Linked DNA regions of Mus musculus: region 1 is linked to region 2. A link is a loop called in an ENCODE intact Hi-C map of the cell type or tissue named here. Cell type or tissue: gastrocnemius. All regions are shown on one strand. Links, peaks and the distances in the headings refer to the core of each region. The heading gives the core; the rest is flanking DNA. Region 1 overlaps Abcc8 (ATP-binding cassette, sub-family C (CFTR/MRP), member 8). Region 2 overlaps Ush1c (USH1 protein network component harmonin).

What was found. A loop is a pair of places that touch in the nucleus more often than their neighbours do. Peaks named below come from ENCODE experiments on the same cell type or tissue, not always from the same donor. Only the 100,000 strongest peaks of a DNase experiment are listed, where the experiment ranks them.
Region 1: it touches region 2 in a loop (2.3-fold over the local background); 4 of 42 quality-filtered maps call a loop at or near these places.

Annotation. Positions count from the first base shown.
Region 1 is chr7:46,109,331-46,124,733 of GRCm38, reverse strand. It overlaps Abcc8 (ATP-binding cassette, sub-family C (CFTR/MRP), member 8), which reads left to right. Exons shown (of 39, transcript NM_011510.3): 19 at 743-841; 20 at 1,792-1,876; 21 at 2,545-2,625; 22 at 4,222-4,359; 23 at 5,653-5,778; 24 at 6,665-6,764; 25 at 7,321-7,562; 26 at 7,662-7,828; 27 at 8,891-8,960; 28 at 9,635-9,792; 29 at 11,577-11,669; 30 at 15,091-15,193. Among named protein-coding and RNA genes, the nearest start is that of Gm51481, 13 kb to the right of the region's middle. In gastrocnemius, for the core only: no CTCF peak of the experiment used is centred there; DNase peaks (open chromatin) are centred at 8,317 and 8,541; H3K27ac peaks cover 2,189 bases.
Region 2 is chr7:46,195,524-46,210,926 of GRCm38, reverse strand. It overlaps Ush1c (USH1 protein network component harmonin), which reads left to right. Exons shown (of 27, transcript NM_001163733.1): 17 at 947-1,063; 18 at 1,595-2,077; 19 at 5,614-5,733; 20 at 6,747-6,797; 21 at 9,253-9,294; 22 at 9,505-9,558; 23 at 9,854-9,953; 24 at 12,465-12,574; 25 at 13,676-13,731; 26 at 14,107-14,223; 27 at 15,193-15,403. The coding sequence ends at 15,205. Among named protein-coding and RNA genes, the nearest start is that of Abcc8, 23 kb to the right of the region's middle. In gastrocnemius, for the core only: CTCF peaks have their summits at 5,958 and 6,673; a DNase peak (open chromatin) is centred at 6,680; H3K4me3 peaks cover 1,209 bases; H3K27ac peaks cover 2,500 bases.

The DNA of each region.
Region 1 (15,403 bases), core at 7,029-9,528, 88 kb after region 2:
CTTCGGGGGCAGGGGGATGGGAAGGAGGGGCTTTGGAAACTACAGCACACTGAATGTCACTTTCTTGGCTCTGTGTCTGTAAAACATGTCCTTCTGTGTAGAGTCCAGCAGCTGCTGAGGGTGTAAGGAGGCCAGGCTAAGGAATTGCTTAGTTTGGCGACAGTTGGGGGTCCTCCTCCCTGCCTCAGGGTTGCGGTGGAGCTGGAGAAGGCTCAAGTTAGCAGTGAGGGGCTGGGGATTGGGAGGTGATGAAAGTCTTGAACCTAGCCACCTGAGGCTTGGACTTTCCAAGATGTTCCTTTGGGCCTTGAAGCCTCAGCACTATGCCAACAGTGGCTCTATAGAGTCTCCTTCTCTGACCTGGGAGACTTCCCTCCAAAGGCCTGTATCGATTCTCCTTTTTAAATGAGTCAAGTCCTGAGTCTCCTCATATACCCGTGTGGTTAAACAGTGAGGTTCCTAAGTCTGTCTGTACCCAGACCCCTGTGTGTGGTTGCAGGCTGTGTCCCTGGGGTTACAGAGACACAATGTGGTAGTGGAGGGAACGAGAAATCCTTTCGGAGGTCTGAGTCCGTCAGGAAGAGCTTGACTTGTGTTACCCAATACCCACCATGGATTCCTGTCACGTGCCCTGGCTGCCTCAGTTACGTCCACCCTCTTGCCCCAACCTAAGCCATTGATCGTACTGACAGTTGCTCTGAGCATGCGCCCTGGGAAGACTCTCACACTCAGTCTGTTCCAGGAGCAGAGGCCCCGTAGCCTACGCATCTCAGAAACCATGGCTGCTAAATGCCACGGTGGAGGAGAACATCACCTTCGAGAGTCCCTTCAATAAGCAAAGGTAACAGCCTCCAGGAGAGGGACTGGGGAGGGCTGGGTGTGCTCCTTGGCACCTGGGCATCCTGCAGTCCAGCTAGCATCTTCTAGGCCATCTGGAAGGATTCAGATGCCCCTGGGTTCCAGCAGCCTCTTCCCATGAATGAGAGGAGGGAGAGGGTGTTGCTGCCTTGTCTAGCTAGGACTGAAGTGGAACTGAGTTATCCACTGTGATCTCTAGTCCTCACCCCACACACACACATGCACACAGGCACACACACACACACCACAACATTCCCTAATAACTGTCATAGCCACTGATCACTTAGCAGTTGCCCAAGAAGGGTACGGTACCAGGCTCTTCATACATGCGCTCTTACCTGACACAGTAACACTCTTGTGCCCATTTTATGGTTGAGGAAAACAAGGTTCTGAAGCTTAAGCAACTTACCCAAGGCCAGTCAGTAAATTGCGGAAATGGCTGTCAAATCTGAAGCTGCCTAAGGACATGTGTCACCAAGAAACTCCGAACTCTCCATGGACGCTGCCTGGCACCTGTTCAGGCTAAAAGCTGGCCAGATGACGATAAGAAAAGCAAGCTAGGCAAATATTTGATCAGCCATCATCATTACCACCTCCAAACACTCAGCAGTGGTTTGCCCAGATGGTGCCCCAGCATGGGCTCTGACTGCATTTCCCACCACTCAGGGACCATAAGCCCCCTCCCATCCCTCACTCAGCTTATTTGCCTCCATACAATTTCATCCTTCAAATATTTAACTTGCCCCAGGCTGTGTAAGCGCTGACCTTAGCTCTTTTCCATTCTCATGGTGTTTGCTTACACAAGGCAGGAAGTGCATTAAAGCCATCACTCACTGGGGCCCAGCAACCCGCAGGCTAATGACCATTCGAGGACTGAGGCCCCACTCTGACCAGGCCTATCAGCTGACCCACCCCCCTGTCTTTACTCTCCAGGTACAAGATGGTCATCGAAGCCTGCTCCCTGCAGCCAGACATAGACATCTTACCCCATGGAGACCAGACTCAGATTGGGGAACGGGTTAGTGGCAGCCTCTCCTGTCCCCTGCCCCCATGTTCCCACTGTGTCCTGAGGTCCTTCTCGGGAAGCATGAATGATGGAACAGAACAAAGGAAAGGGCTGAAGAGCTTCAAGTAGTATGAAATTGTGAGGACCATTGTCCTGTGTTGTGTGACTTCTCCTGGGAAAGCATAGAGAAATCTCTGTTCATCCCAGATAGGGCAGCAATGTCAGACTAAAAGGCAGTTCCCCCAAAGTCTGTCTTCGTGAACCCATGAGTCTGTTGGGGTTAATTACAGGAGTATGAGTGACTCAAAGGCAGCTATATATCCCAAAGTCCACTGCAGCAACCTGTGCAACTCACTGCAGTTTAGCAATTGCTTCTGCTGATAAAACCATGGGGAAGGCCCTATGAATCTTGTAAGTTTCAGGAGCTTTTTGAACCTTGTGAGTTTGCCTTAGTTCATGAATACCATGTGGTTCCTTAGCTCCCTGAGTCTTATAAGTCTCCTTCCTTCATCCAGGAGAGAACAGTTCAGTTTGGAGGAGCATTTACACAGAATTCTGGCTGATGGGAGAGGTCAGCCACTCCAAGCTGGGGGATAACTACATCTCTTCATTGAGCCCCAAGTGCATAGTGAGAACCTGAAGGGCTGAGGGCATGATCTTTTCCTCTCTTTTGATGACAGGGCATCAACTTGTCTGGTGGTCAGCGTCAGCGAATCAGTGTAGCCCGAGCCCTCTACCAGCACACCAATGTTGTCTTCTTGGTGAGTATCCCAGATGAAGTTTCCCTGGGGCCCTCACTTCTGACTGCCTACCTGCTTGATTCTGTAACATCATCATGGTTCCCTAACATCACCATCACCACCACCATCACCACCATCATCACCACCATCATCATCATCATTCAACAGCCTCCCTAACCAGGATCAAATGCTAGAGATACTGCCTTTATCTTACTTAGAGAGAAACTGAGGCAGGCTAGAACAGTGCTGATAACCCACTCTGGGATTCCCAGTGAGCCTTGCAATAACCTTGAAAGGGTTATTGCACACACAAGGGCAGGCGAGCTGTGGCTAGAAACTACCTCTCTAAAGGAGAAAAGAGCAGCCCCAGCTGTCGACACCTACGCAGCCCAGCTATCAGAATGCAAACACACGGAGTGTGTGGCCCCACTTCCCAGCCTGTGCTCAGGCTAGACACTGCTAATTAATTGCCAAGCTATCATTCCAGAGAACTCAAGGGGTCCTCAGAACCCTTTAACACAGCACTCTAGCCATCGAGCATGAGATAAAACTTGCCTACCTCATGTCAAGCTCTGGGCTAGGTGCCTTGGTTTGTACTGAAGGAATCTTAAGACCCATCCCTTGACCTCGAAGCTTTGAAGTTTTATTAGGGGGACAGACTCACACACATGCAGGAAATATAGCTAGTTCAAAACTAAGCTGTGTGGCCCAGACCATGAGACAACTTTAATGGTGGGAGAATTCAGGGAGGGCTTCCTGGAAGAGAGCCTTGAAGAGTCAATCAAACAAAAGGACAGTGATGGACAAAGGCTCGGCACAATGAACATCAGCTCCCTGACCCTAGCTTTATCTTCTCCCTCCAACCCTTCAGCACACACAACAATCCTTGCTAGTGATGTTTCTCCCATACATTCTTAGACCTGGCCCACGATCAGCAGTTATGAAGTTCTAGCCCACCCAAGGTCCCACCTGATATATAAACAACTCTGTTGGATAAAAGTCCAGTGGCTGTTTTCCTCCGTTCATTAAGTTAATTGGTAACAGGCGTAGGCTCAGGGTGTGAGATCTTGGGGGCCTTGCAGGCAGGAGTATCCAGATGATATGATCTGGCTTTGCCCAGGGTTGTCCCTGGGACAGAGAGGATGGAAAAGTTAGGAGCTGGTCAGGGAAAGACACAGAAGGACTCGGATTAGGGTGAGTGGTGGGTGGGAAGCAATCACTGCGCAGAAGGCAGAGCAGCACACCACACGGAAGGGACAGCTCTGGCAAAGGCTAGAAGGGTGGGCTCATTGGCAACCTGGAATGGAAGGAGCTTGGGAAGGTCAGGTAAGAAGTGGGGCTAGGAAGGAAGTGTGGGCAGACTAGAGAGGGACTGGGAGACTGTACTAAGGAGCTTCATAGGAGATGGGTAGCCATCTATGGTTCAGGAGACAGGGAGCAAATTGATAAGGTCTGTTTAAATAACTGAGACATTTGAGCCCCAGAGAGGTTAGGTGGGTGGTCCAAGGCCTTGTAGCCAACCTTCGTCAATACCTAGATCAGCTTCGTTAGAACTCCAGAGAGTTCAGCTTACCTCGGCCATTCCCTACAAGCCTGCCTCTGCCTCATCTTTCTCAGGATGACCCTTTCTCAGCTCTGGATGTCCATCTGAGCGACCACCTGATGCAGGCTGGCATCCTTGAGCTGCTCCGGGATGACAAGAGGACAGTGGTCTTGGTGACCCACAAGCTACAGTACCTGCCTCATGCAGACTGGGTGAGGAGCCACAGAGGACAGACTATGGAGCTCTGTGTGTGTGTGTGTGTGTGTGTGTGTGTGTGTGTGTGTGTGTGTGTGTGTGTGTTTGCGCGCGCACACGCATGTGCTCTTCAAAAGAATCAGCCATGTGACCCAGAAGCAATGGCTGATAGCCACAGCACAAGATGCCAGTCCTAAGTGGTTTTGTGCAGCCCAATAAACACTTGTAGTCCAGTCTTGGTGTGGCTCAGGCCTGAGACACTCCCAGCCTGCCTTGGTTCCTTTCTGGTGTATATTAGAGGAGCACCGGACAGTCTGAGGAAAAGTAGACACTCAGTTCTTACCGTCTAGAAGGCCTTGTCCTGCCTGCTTCCCCTGGCTATGTATGATCTGTTTAGATGGGAGAGCCAAGCCTGGGTCTTTGGCCTTTGGGGATGAGTGGGTTGGAGCCTCTGTTGTGTGGAGGATGCTGGAAAAGAGGCAGTAGTCCTGTAGACCACAGCACTCCCACAGAACATGGTGCTGTGAACCCCATGCTGACTAACAGAAGAACTAACCCTGTTCTTCAATAGATAGGGACATACTTCTCTCCGTCTCATTGGGGATCGATTAATGCTAAGACAAAGACAATGAGCCTTTGGAAATCTACACCTGCCTACTCCTAATCCAAAATGTCCCTGGACAGCCGCCACAATCTGAGACCCTCTCAGATCTTTAAGGCTGAGCCAAATAGGCCTGTTAATTAATTTCTCTCAAAATAAATCTTCCATGGGAAATGTGAACCTCCTCCACTATGATAAACACCAGAAGAAACAAAATTCTGAACGCTATTAAAACAGGTAAAGTGACTTCAGAAAGCCAGGTGGTTGTAGTTCAGAACGACCCTGAGTCCAGTAAGGCAGACATGGAGGTGCCTGGTTCCTTGCGGTATCTGTGCACAGGATCCCAGGATGCACGGCAGCTATGTATGGTGGTGTCGTTGGGTGCAGCCATACCTGCTTGGACTAACAAGCGTGTTACCACCAACTGATAGACTCTACCATCAGGTACAGCTCAGGATAACATACAATTGGCCTACTTAGCATATGGAAACTGATGTTGATGGGGTCCTGTGGGTAACCTGCTTTGCTGGCCAAGGGATACTCATTAGTTCTGCAAAGACACCCACTGAGGATGGTTTTTGACAAGAGTGGGTTGCCAGACCACACAGGCAGTGGATTAAGGTAGCTATTGATAGAGCGTGAAAGATGCTACACCCCTGTCTCAGACTCCTCTAAGGGAGCCAAACCTGTCTCCTGGCTGCCCTGGCAGATCATTGCTATGAAGGATGGCACCATTCAGAGGGAGGGGACGCTCAAGGACTTCCAGAGGTCTGAGTGCCAGCTCTTTGAGCATTGGAAGACCCTCATGAACAGGCAAGACCAAGAGCTGGAGAAGGTGAGAACATAGGGGTCACACAGCCGCCCCTGGATTCTAGTTCAAGTTCAGATTCTGCTTCTAGATGTGCCTGCCTTGCCTGCTCTCATCCCCCGCCCCCCAGGAAGTCTCCAATTGACAGGGTAGCGTTATACAGAGGCAAAGGGAAAAGCTGGCCCCTGTGCAGGGACCCAGGACAGAATCGGGTGCACACACATGCCATGTAGTTGAAAGGCTCCCGAATCAGCTCAAGCTAGCTAAACAAAGGAAAGGACCCAGGTAAGGAATTGTCAGTTCACGAAACCAAAATGTCCCAAGAGAGCGGTGGCTTCGTTTGTCACCAGATCACCACCAGGATTCTGTTCCTCTCTGTCGCTTTGCTTCACTGCTCTCAGATCAGCCCCATTCCCAGGCAGCAGTGCTGTCTCAGCAGCCCTGGGATTCTTTTCTGCAGCCACAGAGAGCTTCTCACAGTTCAGTCTGGTCACGTGCTCATCACCCTGACTGGATCGTTGCAGCTAGGATGGCGGGATGTGAGGATTAGCCAGTCTATGGCCATGATGCCACCTGAGTTGCTCAGATCTCAGAGACCAAGAAGAGGAGAGAGATGGGTGTGGTGGTGCACACGTGTAATCCCAGCACTGGGAGGCTGAGGCAGGAGGGTGAGAAGTTCAAGGCTAGGCTTCTTCCTGCACACAACAAGAGTATACTCCTCTGAGATACTGGGGTGCTGTTAGTCGACAAAGAGAAGTTAATTCTGGTAAGATGAGCATGTGTCTATGTGTGCCTGCCCTAAGGTAGAAACAGCCTGTAAGCCAGTCATCACTAGGTAGTCGCTCCTAACCTCCACTTTCCCACAAGCACACTGTGGGAAGAAGACATTGGCCAGGCTCCTTATGTCTTTCAGGAGACAGTCATGGAGAGGAAAGCCCCAGAACCGTCTCAGGGCCTGCCCCGTGCCATGTCCTCAAGAGATGGCCTTCTGCTGGATGAGGACGAGGAGGAAGGTATGGCCACCAGCCTGGGGGCGCAGTTAACACCAACGATATGCTAGTTGCTTTCCTTTTGCTAGGTCAAACTACTGACAAGAAGCTAGCTTAGGAAAGGTCTGTGTGGGTTTGCAGGGATATGGTCTGATGGTGGCATGGAAGGCATGGTGACCGGAGACGGTCACATTGTGTCCTCAAGAAGCAGAGGGCCATGAATGTTCAGCCCACTTTTTCCTTTTTTTTTTTTTTTTTTCAGTTTAGGACCCCAGCTTAAGGTATGGCGCCGCCCACAGTGGGCAGGTCTGCCCACCTTAAGTAGCCTATTGTAGATAACCCCCCTCTCTGTTTGCCCAGAGGTTTGCCTTATGGGTGATTCTAGTTGACAGTATTAGCCATCACACAGAGAGAAACTGAAGCCCCGGGGGTTCTGGACATGGTCGAGTAGTGTGGTTTGATTAAGCGTCTTCTTTCTCTCTATGTTTTCCCATCTGTAAGTGGGAATGAGATGTCCCCTGGTTGACCTTCAGAGGGTTGTGATCTGTGAAGCTTCAGGGTGGTTTCTTGCGACCTGCAGAGGAGGCGGCCGAGAGCGAGGAAGATGACAACTTATCTTCGGTGCTGCATCAGCGAGCCAAGATCCCATGGCGGGCCTGCACTAAGTATTTGTCCTCTGCCGGCGTCCTGCTCTTGTCCCTGCTTGTCTTCTCCCAGCTACTCAAGCACATGGTCTTGGTGGCCATTGATTACTGGCTGGCCAAGTGGACGGACAGTGCCCTGGTCCTGAGCCCTGCTGCCAGGAACTGCTCCCTCAGCCAGGTACAACTGCAGTCCATAACAGGGCTGGTGGAGAGGCGGCGGGAAGGCTGAATCGGCACACAGCCGCAGGACACACTGACTCGCTCTCTTCCCACTTAGGAATGCGCCCTGGACCAGTCTGTCTATGCCATGGTATTCACCGTGCTCTGCAGCCTGGGAATTGCACTGTGCCTTGTCACCTCTGTCACTGTGGAGTGGACAGGACTGAAGGTGGCCAAGAGGCTGCACCGCAGCCTGCTCAATCGCATCATCCTGGCCCCCATGAGGTACCCCAAACCTGACCACAGCGGGGCAGGTCACTATGCTCTGCATCTTAAATCCCCCATCTATGAAATGAGCACCGATGACCTCTGTCCCAGGCTTGTGGGGGTGACTCATGTGTGTGTATGTGTGTATTTGTGTGTGTAAGTGTCCTTATGCAAGAAGCAGGGAGAACTGGCATTTGCTCAGCAGACCCCTGTGAGCATCTTATATGGCTGGTTCATTGGACAGTCCCATCAGCCCTCAACCTGAGCATCTATGGGCTTCTGATAAAGCTAATTTCCTTCCCTGGGTGATATAATCTCTCTGCCCACAAGTTCCACTGCCTCCTCTCCCCAACTCCCTCTGCAGACTGCATTTTCTGACACTGGGGGGTGGGGGGAGTAGGATTAACTGTTTGAATCACCCTAATGAGATGGAACAGAGCCCTGAAAGTGTCAGGTGTCGAGACGCTTTAACATCATGCCCGACTGGCTGGTCAAACTGATATGCAACCACATGAGCATGCTGGTTCCCCGGCCTCGTGGCTTCCAGACCTCTGTAACTCTACCTCATAGCTAGCGCTCTGCTTGGCTACTCTTTGACTCTCCAGCTTTGCTGACTCTGTGGCTGGGGGACATGGCGCCTCGTTAACTTACCCTCTGTTTGCCCCTAGTCAGAAGTTCAGAAGTTCTCTGGCAGGGTTGGGCCAACTCCAGGTCGCAGCCAGAGTGCTGACAGCTGACATAGCTTCTCACTGTCATCCAGTTGACAGACTGTCCCCAGGGAACGGCTCTCCTGGGAGAGGGCTCTGTGTCCCAAGGGAAGTCAAGCCAAGGAGGTTCTCAGTGGTCACGGTGAGCCTGAGAGTCAGGAAGGCTAAACGGAGGCCAACACCCTTTTGAGTAGCTGCAGGAATTCTCAAGGACACAGGCCAGATATTTGCAGACCCACAAAAGCAACTGCCTCTAGGAAGTGAGATCCACAGATGGTTCTAGAAATATTTAAATCAAGCAAATAGCTGCCCTCGTTTCATAAACAAAGAGTAGATCAGTCAATAACTAATTCTGGTTCTGCTTGCCTCTTAGGTTCTTTGAGACCACGCCCCTGGGGAGTATCCTGAACAGATTTTCATCTGACTGTAACACCATTGACCAGGTACTGACTGCTGTGCTGGCCCGAGAGCCCTGGGAGCTTTTCCTCTTAGACACTGGCCTCCACATAGATGTGCAAGGCCCTTTGTGGGGGGCCCAGTGTCCCTGAGTTGGGAGCCCAGTGTCCCTGAGTAGAGAGCCCAGTGTCCCTGAGTTGGGAGCCCAGTGTCCCTGAGTAGAGAGCCCAGTGTCCCTGTGTGGGGAACCCAGTGTCCCTGTGTGGGGAGCCCAATGTCCCTGAGTGAGTGGGGAGCCCAGTGTCCCTGTGTGGGGAGCCCAATGTCCCTGAGTGAGTGGGGAGCCCAGTATCCCTGTGTGGGGAGCCCAGTGTCCCTGAGTGGGAAGCCCAAGTGTTCTGCTCTGACCGACACTGCCTTGGGGTCTACAGCTTCCCCTGAGAGCTTTCCTAAGACTGAAGGCTGTTTGAAGATTCCACTGGCTCATTTAGAAAGGTTCCAGAATATTCTGAATATTCACATGGGTTCAGCCTATCTCCTTTACTGACATCTTACTAGATGGTGAGAAAACAGAGTCTGGACTCCTGCCCCCAGAGAGTTTGCAGGGCAGCCAGACAGATACACATCAGCCTGGAATAAAGTAAGAGACAAACATGACAGCAAATGATACTCCAAAGAGTCTAACATAGCAACATCCCCACTGTCTCCCCTTTGTCCCCAGCACATCCCATCCACGCTGGAGTGTCTGAGCCGATCCACTCTACTCTGTGTCTCCGCCTTGACTGTCATCTCCTACGTCACACCTGTGTTCCTCGTGGCCCTCTTACCCCTAGCTGTGGTGTGCTACTTCATCCAGAAATACTTCCGAGTGGCGTCCAGGTAACAGCAGCATTTCCTGTCTGGCGGGCGGGGGTTGTAGGAGCAGGGATAGGATGTCCTTTGCGATGGCAGTTTGGTACACTTGCCAGACTCATAAAAGTGATAGCCATGCTTCTCAAAAATTGAAAATAGAAATAACCGATAGAAATGGGGGAGATGCCCATCCTAACGTAACGTCTCATCTGTAGGCGCACGCTCTACAGTTCATACCTCAGTTGCTCCCTGGGGAGATGGGACAGGAGCAGGATGCTTCCCCTTAGGACTGTGTGATCCCAGGAGCCAAACTGACTCAGGAATCAGCACTGGTCTCTAATGGGGGTCGGGGGAGGGACCAGGAGATGAATTAGCTCGCTTCCAAGTCCACAGGGGTGCAGAGCATGACTGGGAACCTCGACTGCACTGAGGCTCCTGCAGACGCTCTCATGGATCATATTTACCCATTGAGACTCACCACACAATCACACACACACACACACACACACACACTCACACACATACACACATGCACACACGTTTCCTACTCAAAGTATTCTAATATATTCTCTAGAGAGTTCTTCCTAAGAGTGATTCTGTTAAACTCACTGATTCAAAAAATTAGAATGAAAACTTAAATGACCCTCTAGGCCACAGTTACTCAAACCGCCAATTACAACCATCATTAAATCAGATACTGATTCATAATTAGCATTTTGAAAACAGTGAGGTAGAACCAAGCCTAGGAGTGAGTTATAGCTTGGGTAGAGCACTTGCCTATCATGAACACACGTTTCACACACATATATGTGTCTGTGTATATGCATTCTATTTGGATCTATAACATAAATTATCACAACATTTCACAACATGAAACCTATGCTTTGGCCATGTAAGCACGGCTCCTTATTTGTGATACAAAATGTACTGCTTTTATACTTCAGGTCATGGTCATAAAAGCTAAGTACCTTTCCCGAGTGCGTACAGTTGATAAAGAAACAAAATACTGCCTGGCAACAATGATCATTATGTTTAAATGCACTTTATATCCTAATCGCCTGCCCATAAGACTCAACGTTGATATAAGTGGCTTTTTGTTTGAATGGCTCAGAATCTCCAGGCACCCTGTGGGGCGGGGAGCACTTTGCATTGGCATTAGCAAAATGGCAGTGTCTTTTCAAACATACCGTGGTATACACACCATGGTACAAGCTGTCCTGCAAACTTCACCTCTCTGCCAAGGAGGGCATGTTCGCCCCATTCCTCTGATATCTGGCTCTTGCAACAGTGTCTAGGAACACTGCTCTGTGTTTTCCAGCTGGCCTACCTGGCATATGATATGTGGCTGTGGGGAGTAAGAGGCCCCTTGTTGCCATGGAAACCAGTAACCTCCTCTCCCCACCCAGGCTCCTGGCCTAGGATGCCCTGAGGCCCGCTGTGGCTCTTAGGCAACAAGGAACTGAGAATCTGGCCTCTCTGTTCCTTTGACCACTGTCCTATATAACCTGTGAAGTGGACATATATACATACATACATACACACACGCTCGCGTACACACACACACACCACCCCCCTATCTCAGTGCCAGCTGTGAGGTGGACATTGCCCAGGATGGTTAGCCGGCTCTGTTGAAGCATTCCACATAAGCATTCTCTTTGGCACGCCCAGTAGCATCCCAGCAACAGAAGCATCCCAGTGTTGCCATCTCAGCAAGAGAGAAATGGAGACTGACAGAGATGAAGTTGCCCAGCCTGGTGCATCCCAGCTGAGGCTGAGCACAAGCTGCCGTCCTAACCACTCTGTTCCTACAGGGACCTGCAGCAGCTGGATGACACAACGCAGCTCCCTCTGCTCTCACACTTTGCTGAAACCGTGGAAGGACTCACCACCATCCGTGCCTTCAGGTACAAGCCCAAGAGTCCCCCAAGGTGGGAGTGGAATGGAGGGTGGTGAGCCTCAGACTCACAGGTATGATGACTTCAAAGGACCCAAAGCATTACCCGTCTTAATCACACCTTAGGCCTGCGCAATGTCCTCTAGCAGGGACAGGCCATGTGGACTCCAGGTGTGAAATCCTAGCCTTACAGACAAGCTGAGGGCCTCAGAAGTAAGGTGGGACATGACAAGAAACCAGCCTGGGACAAATCTGTCCACACTGGAAAGGCCCTAATACCTGAGGCCTTCCAAGGTCAATGTTACCAAACACCAAATAGGGTGCTCACTCTACACTGTGACTCTAGGTGCTGAGCATGAATTGTTCCCACTGCACAGATAGGGAAACTGAGGCACTGAGCAGTCACAAAATCTCTCTGGGAAATGCCCCCACGAAGCAAAGATTTGAGCCCACTCACCCATCTGATAACTCCACTGAGCTCCTCCTGTTCTGAACCAGTGCCAGGCACTGGAGATGTGTCACATGTCCCCAGAGGCATTATGTCCCCAAGGCCATATGACTGTTGGCTTTACTAGACCTGGGGATAAGGCTTTGGGAACATAGAAGGGAAGAAGTCGGGGAAGGCTTCTTAGAGGAAGAGTTACAGAAACTATGGCTCAAAGCAAGAGTTCTCTCACCCTGAGGAGTTTCTGGACGTTCAGTGCCCCTGGCACCATGTATGTCACCTCCTTGAGTGGAGGTATTGGGCTGGGAGCATCTGCAGGTAATGGGGAGTAGAGAAGACCCCTGTTCTCACAACCAAGAAGTGGTTAGATCTCCTGGAGCCTCAGGCCCCTCCTAGCCGGACCAGAGACCCCCTGACCCACGACACTGGCTTCTTATGTCAAAGCTAACCCAGAGAGTGACAACAGGTTATTTTTAGAACGGCACAGCTGCATGACAATCACCATGTGACACCAAGCCCTGTGTCAGGAGCAACCCAAGGGCTTAGGGCTCAGCTTAGGGCCCAAGACCTTCATCTTTTCCCCTACCACTAATTCCCAGATCAGCCTTAGGAGAGGTGCCTCGGGCTTCGTCACAGACCATACTCGCTCCTGGGGCAAGTGGGCCTGTGGGAATTCACCTCTCAGATGTCATCTGAGGAAAGCAGAACAGAGCTGTGTCCTAGCCCAGGCTATATTCCCTGGATACTCCCCTACCCCTCACAAGCATGAACCTCTCCTTGCAGAAGCCCTGAAACCCAACACAAGGCTCCAGAATCCACTCCCAGGTGCCCGAGGTTGCTTTAGCTTTGGGCCTAGCCTCTGCTCTAAGTTTTAAAACTGGTGTCCAGAGCCCTTGGGTGGGGCCTGGCACTGCAGACTGATTTTCGTAAGTGGCTAGGCTTCTGAGCAGATTCCAGCTCGGTCTCTTAGCCTCAGAGCAAGGCCAGGTCTCCGATCAAGCCTGTGGTCAGCCAAGAACCTGATGCCGTGTTCCCCACCTCTCCACCCGCATCACGCTGAAGGATTCATAAATTTGAAAAGACTTTTTACTCACTGCTATACGTGCCTAATTTGCTGGCTTGAGCCCCGGGGTCTACCCTGGTGGAAGTTAACTAGCCTCATCGATTTCACACTGGTGGAGTGCCAAGGGCTAAATGTCACATATGAGTTATTAGTAGTTACCCTTGTAACAGCCACGTGACATAGGTGTGAGCTTAAGCCCGGCTGCTCTGCACTGGGCAGTGAGGTCAAGGCGTTCATCATCCAGTTAGCACGCACTTCTCAGAGCCAAGTCTGGGGAAAGTAGCTATGAAGCTCAGCCTGGCTACCTGCACCTCCCCACCCGCACCCTCACCCCACCCAGCCCTCAGAGGAGGCAGGGCTGTGGACAGTGCTACAGTGGAAGTGTGTTGAAGGCATGAGGGTGGACAGGAACAGCCGTTCCCAGAGTGCCCTGCACCGGGCTTGGTATGGCTCACAGGCCCTCAGGTCATGCTGACACCAGTGTCGCCATTTTGCCCTTGAAGAAACCATCTTGATCCTGGCATACTCATGGTCCGTGGATGCCAAGTCTAGGTTTGCACGGCTATGCCACTCTTCCCCAGTCCCCAGGCACATGTGTCAACTGAGTCTACTTTTATGGCGTGCACACAGGCCCTCAGACTCCCAAACACTCCCCCTCACCTTCTTTCGGGCACGCATGCGTTCACACACACACATACGTCAGCATGCATGTCCTCGAGCCCTTCTCATGCCGAGATTCACACTCACCTCAGACCCACCACCCCCACCCCCACCCCCACGCATCCACCACTTGTCTGTGCAGCGCACACTCCCCCACCACACCTTGGAGATGCTTTTTAGCATCCTCGGATGCGTGTCCTCTGCCCAGAGATGATTGGAGCAAAACAAACCTCAGAGGTAAGAAGCACACGCCTAGCATGGCGTGGGTCCCTCTGAGTCCCTGGATTTGGTGCCCCCCCCCCATTTAGTGTCAAGATGGCTTTTCATTGGTCCCTTTGTTCGCCATTAAGCAAGTACTTCCCTGACACCTCAGGGCCTGGCTGATGCCAACAGGGTCTGAAGGAGGTGACAGAGGAACCCAGACCTCAGAGGAGGCAAGTCTGTGGATAGTGGTGCAAGAGAAATGTGACAAGGGCCTGGGGGTGGGACAGAAAGCCCAGAGATCCTTGTCCTGCTAAGTCCTGGAGATGGCCAAGCTAGGAGGGTCACTGTGTTTCTTCCATTAAGATTTCCATGATGGTGTCAGGCTCAGGGAGCCAGGCAGATGCACTTCCTACGCTCACACATGCCCCAGTCTGTAGTGAGGCGGATCATAAATGGCTAGAGAAGTGAACGTTTGAGCAGATTCTCAGCAGCTAACAAGCTGCAGAGAGAGAGCATTATAGACTTAAGGGGTGGCCACTGGAGGGAAAGGGGGAGTCAGGGAAGGCATTTCTGAGCAGGTGCAGTTAAGGTCAGGCCTGGAGGCTGAGAAGGGAGAAGATTTATAAAGATCAAGGGAGAAAGCTGCCAGGTGATGGAAAGAATGCAAGTGTTTGGGGGCAGGGGATGATGCCATGGCCTGGAAGGGCTGGGGAGCCTACTGCATAATGAGTGGCAGGAGATAACATTGACCATAACTGGTCCCTACTGAGGAAGTAATGCCAGATGCCACTGATGTTCTGAGGGGGACACACTGCTGTAGAAAGAAAGCTAAGCTGACACCCGGGAGTAAGAAAACCAGAAGAGCTGTTAGGGATCAGATGTACCCTGGTGAAGAGGGACAAAGCTCTGTAAACCAAGAAAGTCCTAGATGAAGCAGGAGAGAGGTGGACAGAGACAGGGACCACATTTGTGGTCAGCCTAAGAGCTGATCTGTTTGGGAGCTGCTGAGAGCCCGCTGTAAGTCCCACCCTCTTCCTCCACGTCCTGCTCATCCTCCAGGTACGAGGCCCGGTTCCAGCAGAAGCTCCTGGAGTACACGGACTCCAACAACATCGCCTCCCTCTTCCTCACGGCAGCCAACAGGTGGCTAGAAGTCCGCATGGTAAGTGGTAGCCCCACTGTGGGTCCCGGGGCGGGGGTCTGATCGGGAGTGTGGAGCTGGAACATGGGGCAAACATAGATGCAGGACAGAAGATGGGAGAGCTTGTGATGGGGACCCAGAGCCTTCCTGTTCTCCAGCCCTGGTAGTCTTCCCACGTCTAACCTGCATCTTCACCCCATACATCCCAGGGGCAGTCCAGGAACACAGAGG
Region 2 (15,403 bases), core at 5,264-7,763:
TTTTACTCTACCCTACTAAGGTATAACTCTATGGCAAGGCCCTTCCATCCTAGGTATGGCAGTGGAGCTGGTCTTCTGGCTCACAGTCTATCTGAGGTTTACCTCTCTGCCTCTCTTGAAAGTTTGTTTAGCCTTCCAGTCGTCTGCCCCATTCAGGGTGCTCTCGCTACCAAGTCTCACCAAGCTGGCTCGGCTCTTGGTGTGTGGTCTAACCTTTCCGTGTAGATGTCAAATCTGAAACTATCTCCAGTAGATCGGGCTTAGAGTCTGAGGCTTCTCCCATTAACACAGTGTGTCCGAGGCTGGACCTCTATAGCCTGGAGATATTTCTAAGACTAACCATGTCAATAGTGACCTCCCAGCACCAGCAGTTTCTGTGTCTTGGGTGAGATTGTTGGCCTGAACTTCCTGCCTGCAGGCAATATCCTTTCTGCTTCTCTGTGATGCTTCCATGACTCACAGTGCCAGGTTGATTCGATTATAAAACCAGAGAAGCCCTGGGAAATGCAATGCCTATTGGGTCTGGCATCGCGAATAGATTAAATTCAGAATGAAGAATAAAGCTGAACTTGCATTTCTAAGGACAGGACAGCCTTGTGGGGAAATAAGAGCAAAGTTAAACCCACGGAGGGTGGGGGTGGGGCTGAAGAGGCTAGGGAAGAACCCCAAGAAATTCAGGGTGATGCAAATCCTGGGGGCCAGCATTGCCAGGCAATGTGTGAGCCCTGCAGGTTTTCTGGTCATGCCGACACTCAAGCCTCTACCTTCTACCTTCCGATCCAAGGTCCAGGTGGAAGAAGCCTGGTTCTTTTTCTGTGTGTTGTCGCGCCAACCAGTATTTGGTGGGGGAGGGGCTAAAGCGGTGCCTCTGTGTGTGGCTACCCATGTGACTCGGTGTGCCCCCCCCCCTTTGTTGCCTCCTTTTGACATGGGTCCTGGGTCCCAGGTGTCTGAGACTGAGCGGGAAGACCTTGAGGAATCGGAAAAGACTCAGTATTGGGTGGAGAGGCTCTGTCAGACGCGCCTCGAGCAGATTTCCTCTGCAGAGAATGAGATTCCTGAGGTAACAGAAATTCCTCTTCACGTGGACCCTCCTGACAGTCACCTTCAGAACAATACTCTCTGGGGACAGTGGGAGGCAGGGTGGCCATTGGTGATCATCACCAGCCACACTGGTGGACATTTCACTGTCTACAGCCCAGCCCTGACAGCTGCTGTCACCTCCTGTCATGAGGAAGGGAGATGAGTCTGTATGGATGAATTTATCTACTGGGTGACTACAAGTCCCTTCTGTCCTGAGACAGTCCCCACTGGGCTTGTTGTGCCCTGCTGTAGTTACCAAGGGTCCCCCTTACATCTCAAACGTGTCCTATTTCAGAGGGTAAATGGTCTGACCATGCCCAGATGGCATAGCTCAAACCTCTCTTGTGTTTAGACTACTCCCTCCCAGACCTACTGGCTAAGCTGGGTAGCTGGGTGGCAGTGCCCATGGTTCTGGTTTGAGTGATGGGGATCCAGCAGCAAGAGAAAAAGAGCAGAATATTTCTGTTGCTTTCCTGTGGAGTTAATAATGACAGAACTTCTTCACCCCCAGATGACCACAGGGCCCCCACCTCCCCCACCTTCTGTGTCTCCTCTGGCCCCACCCTTGAGACGATTCGCTGGTGGGATCCACCTCCACACCACTGACCTGGATGACATCCCCTTGGACATGTTCTACTACCCCCCCAAGACTCCCTCAGCACTGCCCGTGATGCCCCACCCTCCATCTGTCAACCCACCTTCCAAGGTCCCCGCGCCCCCTGTGCTTCCCTCATCAGGTCACGTGAGCAGCTCATCCTCACCATGGGTGCAACGCACTCCTCCCCCAATCCCCATTCCTCCGCCTCCATCCATTCCCACCCAAGACCTCACTCCTACCCGCCCATTGCCCTCAGCACTGGAAGAGGCCCTGGGCAACCACCCCTTCCGCACTGGGGACCCAGGCCATCCAGCAGATGACTGGGAGGCAAACACCCACAGTGGGAAGCCCTCCAGCTCCCCCACCACTGAGCGGAGCTTCCCACCTGCCCCAAAGGTACCATCTTATTCTGCATGTTGTGCTTGCAAAGGAAGTGGGGTGTGGGTGGATGCTGTTTCCCGTGCCCTCCGCTGCCCCCGTGAGCGGAGATGGGAGGAGACAGCATCTTGCCCCGTTTCCCAGGTGTCATGTGCTGTCCTGCATGCGTGTGCCTTCTACTGATTTTGAAGTCCTGTGTTTACATGGTGAATTGCTGTGGCCATGAAACAAGCAACAGTGAGTCTGTCAGGTCCGTGTCAGCAGCCTCTGATGATGTTAGCCCCTGAGCTAGTGAATGCTTATGGCCTGCTGGGTAGTGCTCTCTGGTTGTGTGGAATAGCCAGCTGTGTCTTCATAGGGACCGAGAATTCCTCATGTGTAGGAAGTGAGCCCCTGGTTCAACTGGAGAAGGGGTGCCTGGGGGAAAGCTGGGGTGTACCTAGCTCTGAAAATAAAGGGTAGTCTTAGGACACTCCAGTGCCTTTCCCACAACATTAGCTGGCAGCACCGGCTTGGTGTGTAATCGTCAGACACGTCTGGCCGGGACCCAAGAAAGAAACCCTGAAGATGAGAGACTTCTTAGAAGTTCTCAACTATTAAAAGACAAGAAATGTTTTTCTTGGAGGTTGACAGATTGAGCGGCGGTATTTTCAGAAAGATCTATTTCCCATCAATTGATCTTTATTCAAAGACTGCTTTGGAAGAGTCGGTCCCTGGGCACCATGTAAGACTTTTGAGCCTAGTAGACAGTGGTCAGGTCCGACTCAACTGAGGAGGCTCCAGTCCACTGGGGGTGAGGGGCTGCAGGGGTGAGGACTGCAGGGAGAGGGGCTGCACAGTGTTGGCAGCACCTCCCCAGTGGCTTTCATCGGCCTCCCACTCAGTATCCCAAAGGGAGCGTGTATTTAGTAGATTAGATCACTCAAGGGCGTCAAGGAGATACCAGGTGCCTGCTGCTGACTGGCTGACAGTCACGGCTGGAGGATCACAGGTGGACTGGAATACTACGGACCTCTGGTGTGGGGCCTTGATTCCTAGACCTCAGATAGGGAGAGAGATGTCTCCTCACTCTGGGAACATTTCCCCAGAGCTCAACCAGACATCAGGTTTAAGAGACTGTGTTAGCCTGGCACAGAGGGACCCATCCTTCTCTGTAAGTGACCCCAGAAGATGGGCAGTAGCTTTTCCCTAACAAATCTGATTCAGAGACCAGAGGCCAGGCTCAGGCCTTGCAGCTCTTGGTAGATGGAGCAGAGCTGAAGAAGGTTCCATGCAGCTGGCACACCTGAACTTTCCAGGGATTTAACTTTTGAAGGGAGAGCATCTATAGATATGTGGGTCTTCTCTACGATAGCGCAGCCTACATGCTCCAGCTGAGGATACCTCTGCCTTGCTGGGGCTTAGAGCTGAGCCTTGAGGGGTACAGTGCATGAGGGGCAGAGGAAGGGCACCAGAGCAGCAAGAAACCTAGTGATGGCAGGGGAGACAGTAACAAGTCAGACCTTGGCTTATGGATCGTATTCTGCTGTTCCCTGGCTAAATGACTTGGGGTACCTGTTACTCCATCTCTGTGAGCCTGGACACCCTGGTCTCACTGCATAGGAACGCAATGGTACAAGTTAATGCATGAAGGGGGAGGTGGGCAGCATATAATCTGTAATCTCAGCACTCCAAAGGCTGGGGCAGGAGGATCACAGAATGTGAATACAACCTGATCTACACAATAATTTCAGAACAGTCTGGGCTACAGAGTAAGACACCAAAACAAAACAAAACAAAACCCCCACAAATAATCATAAAAATAAATAGGGTCTCATGTTGCCTAGGCTGGCCTTGAACTCATTATGTAGCCAAAGATGGCCTTAAGCCTCTGCTATGCCTGCTTCCACCTCCCAAGTGCTGGACTTACAGGCATATGCCACCTGCCTGTGTTATGTGGCACTGAATATTGACCCTAGGCTCTTGTGGGTGCTAGGAAGGCACTCAACCAACTGAGCTACAGCTCCACCCTGAGCGAATGCATTCTGAGTTAAGACTTAAAAGAGTTGCAGGTGCATGCGTAGTTCTCATTAGATAATAATCTGGTCCCTAGACCAAGTAAATTAGAATAAAGTAAATTAGAGCAAAACTTTGAATGGGGGGAGGGAAGGATCATCTTAGCAAATACTGAGTCAAGACTCGAGACAGGCTCCACTCTCTCTAACTCTGCAAGGAATGAAGAATGCCACAGTTCGCTCCTGTTCGGAGTAAAGAAACATTAAAGTCCCCACATAAAGTCCCTTAAAGGACTGGACCACCATGAATATCTCAAAACACCCAGACTGCCCTTGACTCAAAGCTATCTCATTATGCTGGCCTCCATCCCATCCATCCTGCCTAGTCCTCTGCCTGTGTGCCCCTTGTAAGTTCTCAATGTGTACAGCAGGAAGTGTAGGTAACATGTCTGCATAGCTAGCCTCAGGTAATAGAGTCGGGTACTGTGAGCCTACCACCCAGCACCTGCCCAAGGAAGGTTCCAGAACCATATCTGCCAGGCACTGCATGCCATGCCAAGTATACTGTTGAGTTATTTGTTTATTCAGTCAATACTTACCATATGCCAGACACTCTGCTAGGCACTGGGACCTAACATTAGACAGACAGCCATAGTCTTTATCCAAGACAGTCTAGTGGGAGTGTCTAGTCTGATGGTGGGGGACCCACAGATATCTGGGATAAGTGTGAGCCAGCCTGATTCACCAGTCTTAAAATAACTCCTGTAGACATTTTGTCCAAGCCCACAGCCTCTACAAGGCCTTGGCTTGTCCAAACCTGTCATGGTCCACCAGGAACTCACCTTGGTCTACAGACCAGCTGTAAAGTCTGAGGTCCTGGGGAGGAGAAACGTCAGGACTGGACTGGCTAAGTGGAGGAGCAATGGCTTCAGGGCAGTAGAACCTGATGTCTTAGAGGCTGATGTTGGGCAGTCTGAGGGGTCTGGGACAGAGACAGTGGGAAGATAGAGAATCTCATGAAGGGTGTTGGGAGGCAGGACGGTAGTGTTGACAGTCTCTAGGGACCAGTCAAAGGGTTTGGGGACAGGGCTGTGCCCTGATGAGAGATGTTTTGGCAGGTAATCAAGCGTTAGAGTGAAGAAGACAAGTGCTCTCAGTCCCTGAATAGTCTGGTCTCTGATGTGTCCTCACCCCAGGGATTCTGGATACTGTGCCCAGACACTGGGAACCAGAGTTGCCTTGTGTCACACTACAGGGCCTTGAATATATCCAGGGGAAATGGCCCTTTAAGGAAGGGGATATTGGGTGGTCAATGTGGGGGAGCCTTGAAAGTGTGTCCTCTGACTCAACTGGTTGATTCCCTAGAGCCACTCAGCCACACTGAGGCTGTAGAGTTCTCTTTAGGTGATGCACCTACCCCAGGCCTCCTCTGTCTGGGCAGATGTATCAGGCTGGCTCATGTGCATGGGAGTGACTTGCATGTTTGTAAACATACAATGGCTATCCCTGGCCACATCCCCTATGACGCCACATGGGTATCTCCTAAACTAACCCCCGTAGACATTCTGCCCAAGCCCACAGCCTCCACGAGGCCCTGGCGTGTCCACCATCTCCAAACCCGTCATGGTCCACCAGGAACACAACTTCGTCTACAGGCCTGCTGTGAAGTCCGAGGTTCTGGTAAGCCCCTTGGGTCCCTCCGGGGTGCTTCTAGAGTAGCAGTCCAAGATCATGTCACCTGGTTTCTGACACCTCTGGAAGGGAAGTGAGATGTGACACAGTCAAATCCTGAGTCATCTTGTCACCTTCTTATTGGTCAAGGGATGAATCCACATGATTTGCAGTGGGTATGGACCCGTACAATTCTAGTTCTTTCGTTGACCACACACAGCCTGAAGCTCCGTCTAAAGATGGCAGTGTTGAGCCTGGGGAGGTGGCTGAGCTGGTGCAGTGGTCACTGTGTGAGCATGGGCACTTGAGTTCAGTCCCGGGATTCACATTTTAAAAAAAAGAAAAAAGAAAGTTGGGCTTGATGATGTAATCCTTGTTCAGAGGAAACAGGCAGGTCCTTGGGGCTCACTCGCTGGCCAGCCTAGCCTACTCTGTGAGTTCCAGGTCACTGAGAGAGCCGGTGGCACCTGAAGGATGATGCCTGTGGTTGCCTTTAGGCTTTATGTCCATGCACACACCCCATTTCACTTCTCAGCTATCACTAGAACCAGCTGCTGGGGAATGGAAAGTTCTGCTCACTCCAGTCCCCACAGTGAAGGAAGCTGGGGCTCACAGGCACCCCACAGGGTTCCGATCTCTGACTGGCCTCACACCGTGGAAGCACAGTCATGGCAGAACTTATATTCCCTTCCAGGAAACCCTACCCAAATGTCAGGGCAGGGCACTCCGGTACTTATTTTGAGCGTTAGCTGCTGTCCCGTCGGCTCCCCCAAAGGGCAAAGGTCATGCCCTGGGCCAGCCTGCTGAGTTCATGGTGCTTGTGCTCTCTGGTTCATGGTACATGGTGTCAGTGCAGCTTCATAGCAACTGCAAGGTGGGAGGCCTGGAGTGGTCCCCGAACATCAGCCTATCTGGGGAGGGACACAGTAGTCTCAGGCTGGCAGCCCCAGAACCTGGCGCCAGGGGGCAGACGATACCTATTTTTAACATCCGGTGGGGAACTGTCTTTTTATTTCTGGCAGCCGCAGGAGATGCTGAAGAGGATGGTGGTATATCAGACAGCATTCAGACAAGTAAAATGAGACCCGTGTGTCTGGTAGTCGTGTATAGCTGATTCTGCCCCACCCGTCTCACTCTGTGTCTGACTCCTCCTCCTCCACTCTAGGTCTTGGCAGTTTCAAGGTAGCCCAAGTACCATCTTCAGGGAAGCCTCAGGCCAGCTCTGTGTCCCCCTCACCCCCAGCAAAAGGAGACCCAGGGATTTTCAGAGCTTAAACACGGATGGAGAAAGCATCAGTAGGATTCCCCACCCCTACCCTCTGGTGGTCCAAGGAGGAAGAAGATCAGAGGGCTAAGATTATTAGCTAGGCTAAGATTATTAGCCCTAACTCCATCCTTGGAGAGAAGGGGGAGAGGGGCTGGATACTGCCTTGCTTCTTAGGCTGTACTTGCTCCAAGCAGACCACAGCCTTTCTTAGCCTCAGGAGGGTGGCAGCTTAGCTTCTCCACCTTTCTGGGCTTCACTGGGATCTGGGAGTCCCTGCTGGCATCTGAATTAGGTTAGGCAGGGTAGAGTTAGCTTCCATCCAGAGCTAACTATTGGACTGACAGCTTCATCCCCATTGAAAGAGGCCCCCCGAATCAAAGGCAACCTGGACAGCAGGCTCTCCAATGCCCCCACTCACAAGCCTGGGTAGGCAGGAAATAGTGTGGGTAGGAGGCATAGGTGGAGTGTCTGTAAAAGAGGCCGCTGACAGCCCAGGACCCGAGATGGACAGAAGACCTTAGAAGGTGTGCCGGGCAAGCCCCATTTCTAAATTCATCAAGGGTCTTAAGTTCACCGCAACACGGTGGGGAGCTCTATCGTCTTCCCCGTGCCACAGAAGTGAGGCAGTCACAGGAGCCATGGAGCACCTCTGCTGTGTGTCAGACCCTGGATTTAGATCCAGGACACTGGTTCTGCTATCTGCTCGAGAGCATTACATCACCTGCCTCTCAAAGCACAGGCCTTGCCCAATAGACCCTGAAGGACCAAAGCTGAAGACACCAACACCTCTCAAAAGCAAAAGGACAAGAGCTCCGGGATTATAAGGCTTCAAGGATCCAGTTAAACCCTTGGCTCCTCCTCTGACTCATGACCTTAGGCATCAATGTCACCTCTCTGGCTTTAGTTTCCCCATTTGCGGAACAGAGGGTGTGGCTCTCCTAAGGCAAACCAGCCGTAATGTTTCAGACGTCTCAGATTTCTCACAAGTCTCAGACTTTGCCACCCAGCCATCCCTGAGAATAGTATTCAGGGCCTGACAAAGGGGAGTGTGGCCAGCAGGACCCAGTATTCCAAAAAGAACACCAGGGATAGATAGGCCTCTCTTAGTGACAAGGACATAGGTCCCAGATTCTGCCTAGTAACCTCTCTGGTGCTTAGATGTGCTGTGCCCCTCGTTCTGTGTGCTGATTGACAAGCACAGTATGGCCGCCAGACAGATCCAAAGCCTCATGGGGGTTCAGCCTGGAAGATAAAAGCCTAGGGAGAAAGGGTGCAAGCAGAAATTCAGGGGCCCAACTGCTGCCCTCATTCTTGCGCCCAGTGTCTCATAGCTGCAGTCTGGGCAGGGGCAGGATCTCTGGCCCACTCACAATGCTGCCTGCAGACCTCAGAGGAGACTTGGTGCAGCCTAGGAAACTGTGTGGCCATTTTTCCAGTGGGGACTGACTGTGGTTTAATTCAGGATTAGCACCCTGGCTTCTGAGGCCTGTGGGTGCCCTAGTTTGGCTCACTGTGTATGTGACCCCTGGACCAATTGCCCTGGATTTGCCCCGCTTCTTCTTACCATGATGTTTCCAAGTCCTGGCCCACTTCACCCCAGCAACCCCCCCCCCTCCGAGCATGGGCCCCAGAGCTGTATGTCCTTTCCATCTCCCTTGGAGAGGGAGGCTTTGTAACTCCTAGGTCAGTCAGACTCCTACTCCTAATCTTACCCCCCACCCACTTCTTCCCTTGGTACAGACTGACACGTGCCTTCCTCAGTCACTTTGTGGCTGTGTTCTCCAGGCCAAGAAACCCCTTAGACAGGCCTGCTCCCCTCCATGAGGTCAGAGTACTAAGTGGAGAGCCATGGATTCACTCTTTTGGCCTGGTCACAGCCTCCAATGGCGATGTAGAAGGCCAGCTTGGGCCAGCAGAACGAGACTTCTTGTGAGACATGGGCCAGCCACCTAGGCATCCAGACCCCAGTGGTATCCCTGGAGCCACAGTGGCCACCACCGGCTGAACAAAGCAGGGACAGGGACAGGCTCCTCTAAGTACTTCCTGCGGCTTCTTGCTTGCCCCGCCCCTTTACTCCGTCGCTATGACTGCCAAGCTCCTCCCTCTGCCCCCATCCCAACCACAGCTACTCTGTATCCCTTGCTCACCTCTGGCTCCTGGATTCCGGCTCTCTTGCCCTCTGCCCTGCCTGCGTGAGCTTATATGCAGTGTTCCTCCATCACCCGCGTCTCACCGTCCTAAGGCCCTTTCTTTGCTTCCAGGATTTTCGAAAATACGAAGAAGGCTTTGATCCCTACTCCATGGTAAGAGGGAACTCTCCAGCTCAGAGGGGGGGGGGGCAATGAGAACCATGGTGTTCTCTCTCTCTCTCTCTCTCTCTGTGTGTGTGTGTGTGTGTGTGTGTGTGTGTGTGTGTGTGTGTGTTGCCTGTGTGTAATGGGTCCATCATCGAGGCCACACATGCTCTTACCCTTCAGCTCACAGTTGTTCCCTTTTTGGTTTTCTGTTTCTAGTTCTCGCCAGAGCAGATCGCAGGGAAGGACGTCCGGCTTCTGCGAATCAAGAAGGTACCTGGACACGGGGCAGAGGCTGGTCACCAATTCTCTCTGCTCTGTCGTCTTGGTTCCCTGATTAGTCTACTCCTAGGAGACCTAGCAGGTTCCTGCTCCTCTCCTGGCTCCCCTGGGGATGCTGCTCCTTGTAGGGGGTACTCAACCCAGATCTTCTTTCTCCTATGACTCTCTCATGGCCTCTGTACTGCATGGTCTCGTGCCTTCTCCACACTACAGCTCTGTCAGACTTCCTGGTGCTCTGCAGGCCGCTATCTGTGTGGCTGCCTGAGACCTGCTTTCCTCCACCCAGGAGGGGTCTTTAGACTTGGCCCTGGAGGGAGGCGTGGACTCCCCCGTGGGGAAGGTGGTCGTCTCTGCTGTTTATGAAGGGGGAGCTGCGGAGAGGCATGGTGAGTATGGACGGGCTTTGCCTGTTTGGGGAATGGTGTGGTGGCTATACCAGATGTCCCAGGAGAGCAGACATCCATCCACTTGGCTTCAGATGGTCTCATAGTTGTTCAAGGATATCAGGTCCATCCAGCAAACCATCAAGCTAGTTTCAGCCATTATCTGAGGCTGTGCCATGGTGCCAGGACCTGAGGTGGCATACCCAGATGCCACCCTGCCCTCTAGGGACTCCCAGGCTAGTGGCAAAAATGGGCCTAGAGCCTTATCATAGGACTCTCAGCCAAGGATTGATGGGGAATGCTGGTGGAACGGAAGCCATGAGAACCCAGGAAGAGGGCAGGGTATGGGATACAGTGAAGCCTACAAAGATGACTGGTGCATCCTGGGAAGGGAAGGAGGACTTTCCGGGAGAGGAAACATGCAGAGAGCAGGCAAGAAGCATCCTTACAGAGCGGGTGGTCTGTGGGATGAGTCACAGATCAGGCGTTAGTCTGTGGGCCTGGCCACAACCCTGGGACTAAGGATATCACAGTATTCTAGAATCCCTAGTAATCAGAATGGTATATACCATAGTGGTTCTCATTCTACAGCTTAGAAAAAGGATCCCCAGCCAGTACCAGATGCCAGGCAGGTCTTGAATCCAGGCAAATCGGTCATTTGGTTTAGTGCCCAGTATAGGTAGCACCTCTAGGTGCTTCCTCAGCCTGGCCCCTCCCACAGGGCCATCCCTTCCCCCATACACGCTGCCCCTCCCCCATGCTGGGGCTGGGGATGTGGCTTAACTGGCACAGTGCTTGCCTAGCGGGCATGAAGCCCTGAGCTGCAGCCCGAGCACTGTATAAAGCAGGATGCAGGATCTGTGACCTGTGTCTGTAGTCCCAGCACATGGGAACTGGAAGCATGAGGAGTAGACGTTCAAGGCAACACGGTGAGTTGAGGCCAACCTGAGCTACACGAGACCCTGCTTCAAACATAAATGGAACTCAGAACTCACCATTTACTGGGTCAGGATCCGGGCTGTCTCTTGCTTCATGCTGTCAGCTCACTCACCCGACAGCCTTTGAAACCCTGAGTCTGGAACTCCACTGTTACTGCTGCCTCTGCCACCTAGGCCAGAGGAGGAAATTCTGGGATCACATCCCTTCAGGCTAGAAAAAGGCTGCCCCATAGCCAGAGGGGCTTAGGATGGAGGGCAGAGGACACGAGCCTGAGACAGGAGTCTGGAATGAAGGGCCCCTGGTCAGTGACAACTGGGCTTCAGCAGTTACTGAGGCAGGCAATGCACCCTGGCTGCCCTGGGCACTCTCTCCACCCTGCCAACCATGGCCCTGGCTTCAGAGAGTCCTCTAAGTCCCCCTCGGAGCCTTTACCTCAGCTCACAGAGGCTTCTGCTTACCCAGGCAGCTGTCATAACTTCCTGTGGTGGGGCACTCTCCTCTTCCACCCCCATTTCTGTGCAACCTGAAGGATGCTTTGCTGCCCGTCCCACCCTTGTCTGTCAGGGAAAGATGAAAGAGGCCCTGTGCTGTTCCCTGAGTCCCTTGCGACTTTACTGAGAGTCACTTATCCTCAGTCCCTCTTCACAGGGAAATCTGCTGTATGAGGTTTAGACCCTTGCTGATTTAGACGTCCCAGGACATTGCCAGGAACATGAGTTTCAAACCTTGCTGACACACACCACATTCCCATAGTCTTCACACTTTCAAGGCTTCCAAGTGATTGATTTCGCCGCAAGCCAGAATTAAGTGCACATCAAAACCAGGATTCTTTACAAAAGGGAAAAAAAGAGGGACATGATGGGCAAAGGTGTAGGAAGCCATACATAATCTGTCAGCTTACAGAGCCACAGTACATATTAGCATGTCTGAGACTCCCTGGTCTTCTTGCTGTGAGGGGTCCTTTTCAGTCTATACTTGATGACTCCTTAGCATCACTAGATCCCAGGACAGTTTACCCAGCAGCACATTCCAACAGTGTTCTCTTTAATACTCTTCCGTTGAGACCCTATTGTGTTAAGTCCTATGAGAAGCGCCAGGGTGAGCATGGAGCCAGGAAGAGTCTCACCTTCTTGGAGCTGGGAGGATGGCTGGAGGGGTCATCCACAAACATTTGAGTAGCTGTAGCCACACTGTGAAAACATGCTGAGCACGGGGAACAGGGCACTGGGAGGGAATTGAAGGACTGGTTTCTGATGGAGAGCGTGGCGGGCATGGGAGAGGTATAGCTGCCCTTGACGGCTCAGGCTCTCTGAACTGCATCAGAAATGCTGGTCCGTCTGGCTACAGGGTGCAGATTGGGCATGCCAAGGACTCCGCTCTAGTCTAACGGCTCTGCAGAGCCTAGAGAGGACCTGTGGGAGGGACCTTTGAGGACCTGAGCTCTTGCTTCTCAAGAGCTTTCTGAGCCCAGGATGCGGCCTCTTCCACTCTCCCACTCTCCCACAGTCAGACAGTCCTGAGTCAGGCACAGGTCACAAGCAGTCCAGGTGAACACCTATCTACTTCTTCCTGAAGGTGGCGTTGTGAAAGGGGATGAGATCATGGCCATCAATGGCAAGATTGTGACGGACTACACCCTGGCTGAGGCCGAGGCTGCCCTACAGAAGGCCTGGAATCAGGGCGGGGTGAGAATGAGCCCCTCCCCTCTTCCCTTACCGCCTGCCTCAGACCCTGGCCTTACAATGGCAATGGCCAAGTCCAGGGCTGGTACTCAAGGTCCAGACAGTGGACTGGACCTGAAAGGCTGGATGTGGAAAAAAAACCCTCCAAGGTCTTCTCTAAGTGTGTGCTAAGGAACAATCAAGAGGAATCAAGAGAGTATTGGGGGCTGCTAGAGAGTGAGCAGATCAGAGGTCAGATGCAAGCGGGGCTGTAGTCTTCTCCACGCTTAGCGGATACCCACATGGACCAGGGCTCCCACATGGAGTCTCTGAGGATGTGCAGTGCACCGTCTGAGGGGGTGCCCTCCTACAGACTTTGATGTAAATGGTACCCACTCATGGTGTGCAGTGCACAACCTGTGCCACTGTGTGCAGGCAGCTGAGCCTGAGGTATTAAGTTCAGTGCCGAGGAAGCTGACCAGATGGGCCTGGGACCCACATGAAAGGATGTGGAGAAGAGAAGACCAACGGGTAACATGATGAGCGTCTGTGGACAGAGGGAGCGGTTGTGTTCTGTGCTCCCTGGAGTGGGGGGGAGGGAGGTCACAGGGTGGGGAAGGTACAGCTCAATCTTGGGAGCTCTGGCATGGGGGTGGGGACCAGTGATCTTTCAAGACTTGCCACCCAAAGCCATGGTGGACAGTGATGGGCAAGCCAGCAATGGCGGTGATGCCATCTAGGGGACTGTCAAGATCAGAGAGGCCAAAAGAGTCAATGTTTGCTATGGCTCAGGATTAAGGGTGCTGCTTGTCGGTGGTAGTCATTCCTGCATGTACCCGAAACTATAAGGGGTACAGCTATGAGTTCTGTACAGTAAATGATTCCGAAGTGGCTGCCCAGCCCTGGTCTATAGATCCACAATTGGGGACTTGGTAGCATCTGAGGGTCTAGCAGCCCTGCTTCTGAGGCTTTTCCTAAAGTGTGGGCCTCCAGAAGGGAGCCCTAGCCCTCACTGTGCCCTGGCTGGCCCTGGGCTATAAAGCCCAGGAGTGGGTCAGAACACCAGGCAGGTTCACCATGCATTTCTCCGTGTGCCCTGTGTGGTCACACGGTTTCTCCCTACAGGACTGGATAGACCTTGTGGTTGCTGTCTGTCCCCCTAAGGAGTATGATGACGAGCTGTAAGTGTGAGAAGGCACCCTGCCCTTGCACCCCATGCCCTCCCAGGATCCTAGCCACCTTTCTCCAGCCTCATTCAGGGAAAGGGATGTCCTGGGCACGCATCTGCTGGCAGTCATGGGGCCTAGAACACCCCGGGCTAGGGATACCCTGAACCAGAGTCATGGGTCTTAGTAGTCCTGGCTCACAGTCATCGGCCCATCCTCCCCCGCCTAGACTGGTCCATTCCACTTGACTTGAAGATTCTCCAGTGTCTCTAGTGGAACCAGGGCTGGGGCAGTAGTGAAGAGGCAGGCACGGTGCAGGAAGAGTGCCTGCAGAACCTCCCCCAGTAGTAACTGAGCCCTCTTGTCTCCTGCTCCACTCTGCATGTGTAGCTCTTCTCTTCCCTCCTCTGCAGCCGAAAGCCCCCAGCTGGCCCGAAAGCAGCTTGAAGCCTATGAGCCCGTGTGTAGACACGGGTTTTTCCTGCAGCTGGAGCCCACGGTGACTAGGCAGGCAGCCGCAGGGCCCCGTCTGCCCATGCTGCGTGCCATGTGCTGCCCGTGATCCTGGAGGTTCTTTGGACTGGTATCTAGAAAGACACAGAGGCAGCCTGTGGGGGTGTTCTCTTGGGGCTGCTCTCAATGGCTGAGACACTAGAGCTTACGGAGGTGGGGGGTACACAAAGACCAGCTTGGGGCACTGGCTTAGAGTCCTGATGCCCACAGGCCTTGGGACCCGCTCTGGGTCACACTCAGAACCTAGTTGGAGCAGGGTAGCACTGAGCACAGTGGTGTCTCCCTGCTGCTGGACTAGGCTGGAGAACACTAAACCTCCTGCTGAATCTCCTCACAGGGGCCCACGAGGACCCCTGAGAAGCCCCAAGCCCTGCTTAGGCAGAGCCATGCCATTCAAGTTCCTTAAGCTGGTCCAAAGAACCAGGGTTGGTGGGTTCCATTGATGTGACCTGCTCAGCCCACACTGTCCTTGGTTTCCATCCCACCTTGAGCTGGGCTCCCTCTGGTGCACCAGGGAGCCAAGCTATGGATTGCTTCCCTATCTGTGTTCTGGGTTTAATGGCTGTGACTCTGGAGTTGATTGTGGCCCAAAGCCCACAACTAGGGCAGCTCCAAGCATGGCTGCTTCTGTCACAATTTCCCCAAAATATTGTTCATGCTTTATGCACCATGACAGTGGACCTGGCTACCATGTCCTCAATGTCTGCTTTGCCACTGCTTGCTCTTCTTGACAAGTGACTCCTGTCCTTCCTGCTGCTCCCACCCCCCCCCCCAATCCTGACACCCTTTTGACCCCTCCCCCAGCTTCTGTGTGCTGTGGCTGGTGTGTTTCTACTCGGGGCCGAACTGAGAGGGGGGGTCCCTGAAGGCTGGAAGGCCTGTGTGCTGCTTCAGTGGGGCCGGCCATGGATAGAGGGTCATCTGCAAGTCCTGTCCACTCCATCTGTTTCCTCTTCTCCACAGAACCTTCTTTTAAAGTCCAGAGAGAGAAACCAGACAGACCCATCCTGGAGGCCGGCGAGCTCCGCACCCAGCCCCTGAGCTCAACCTGAGAGACACCAGATGTAGAAAGTCTCCCTGGAAGCTGACCCACAAAGCCCTGTGACCTGGCCCCTCCTCTGAAGGCCAGCAAGAGGTGGAGCAAGGATCAACTGCTGTTCTGGAGTAGGGTTCC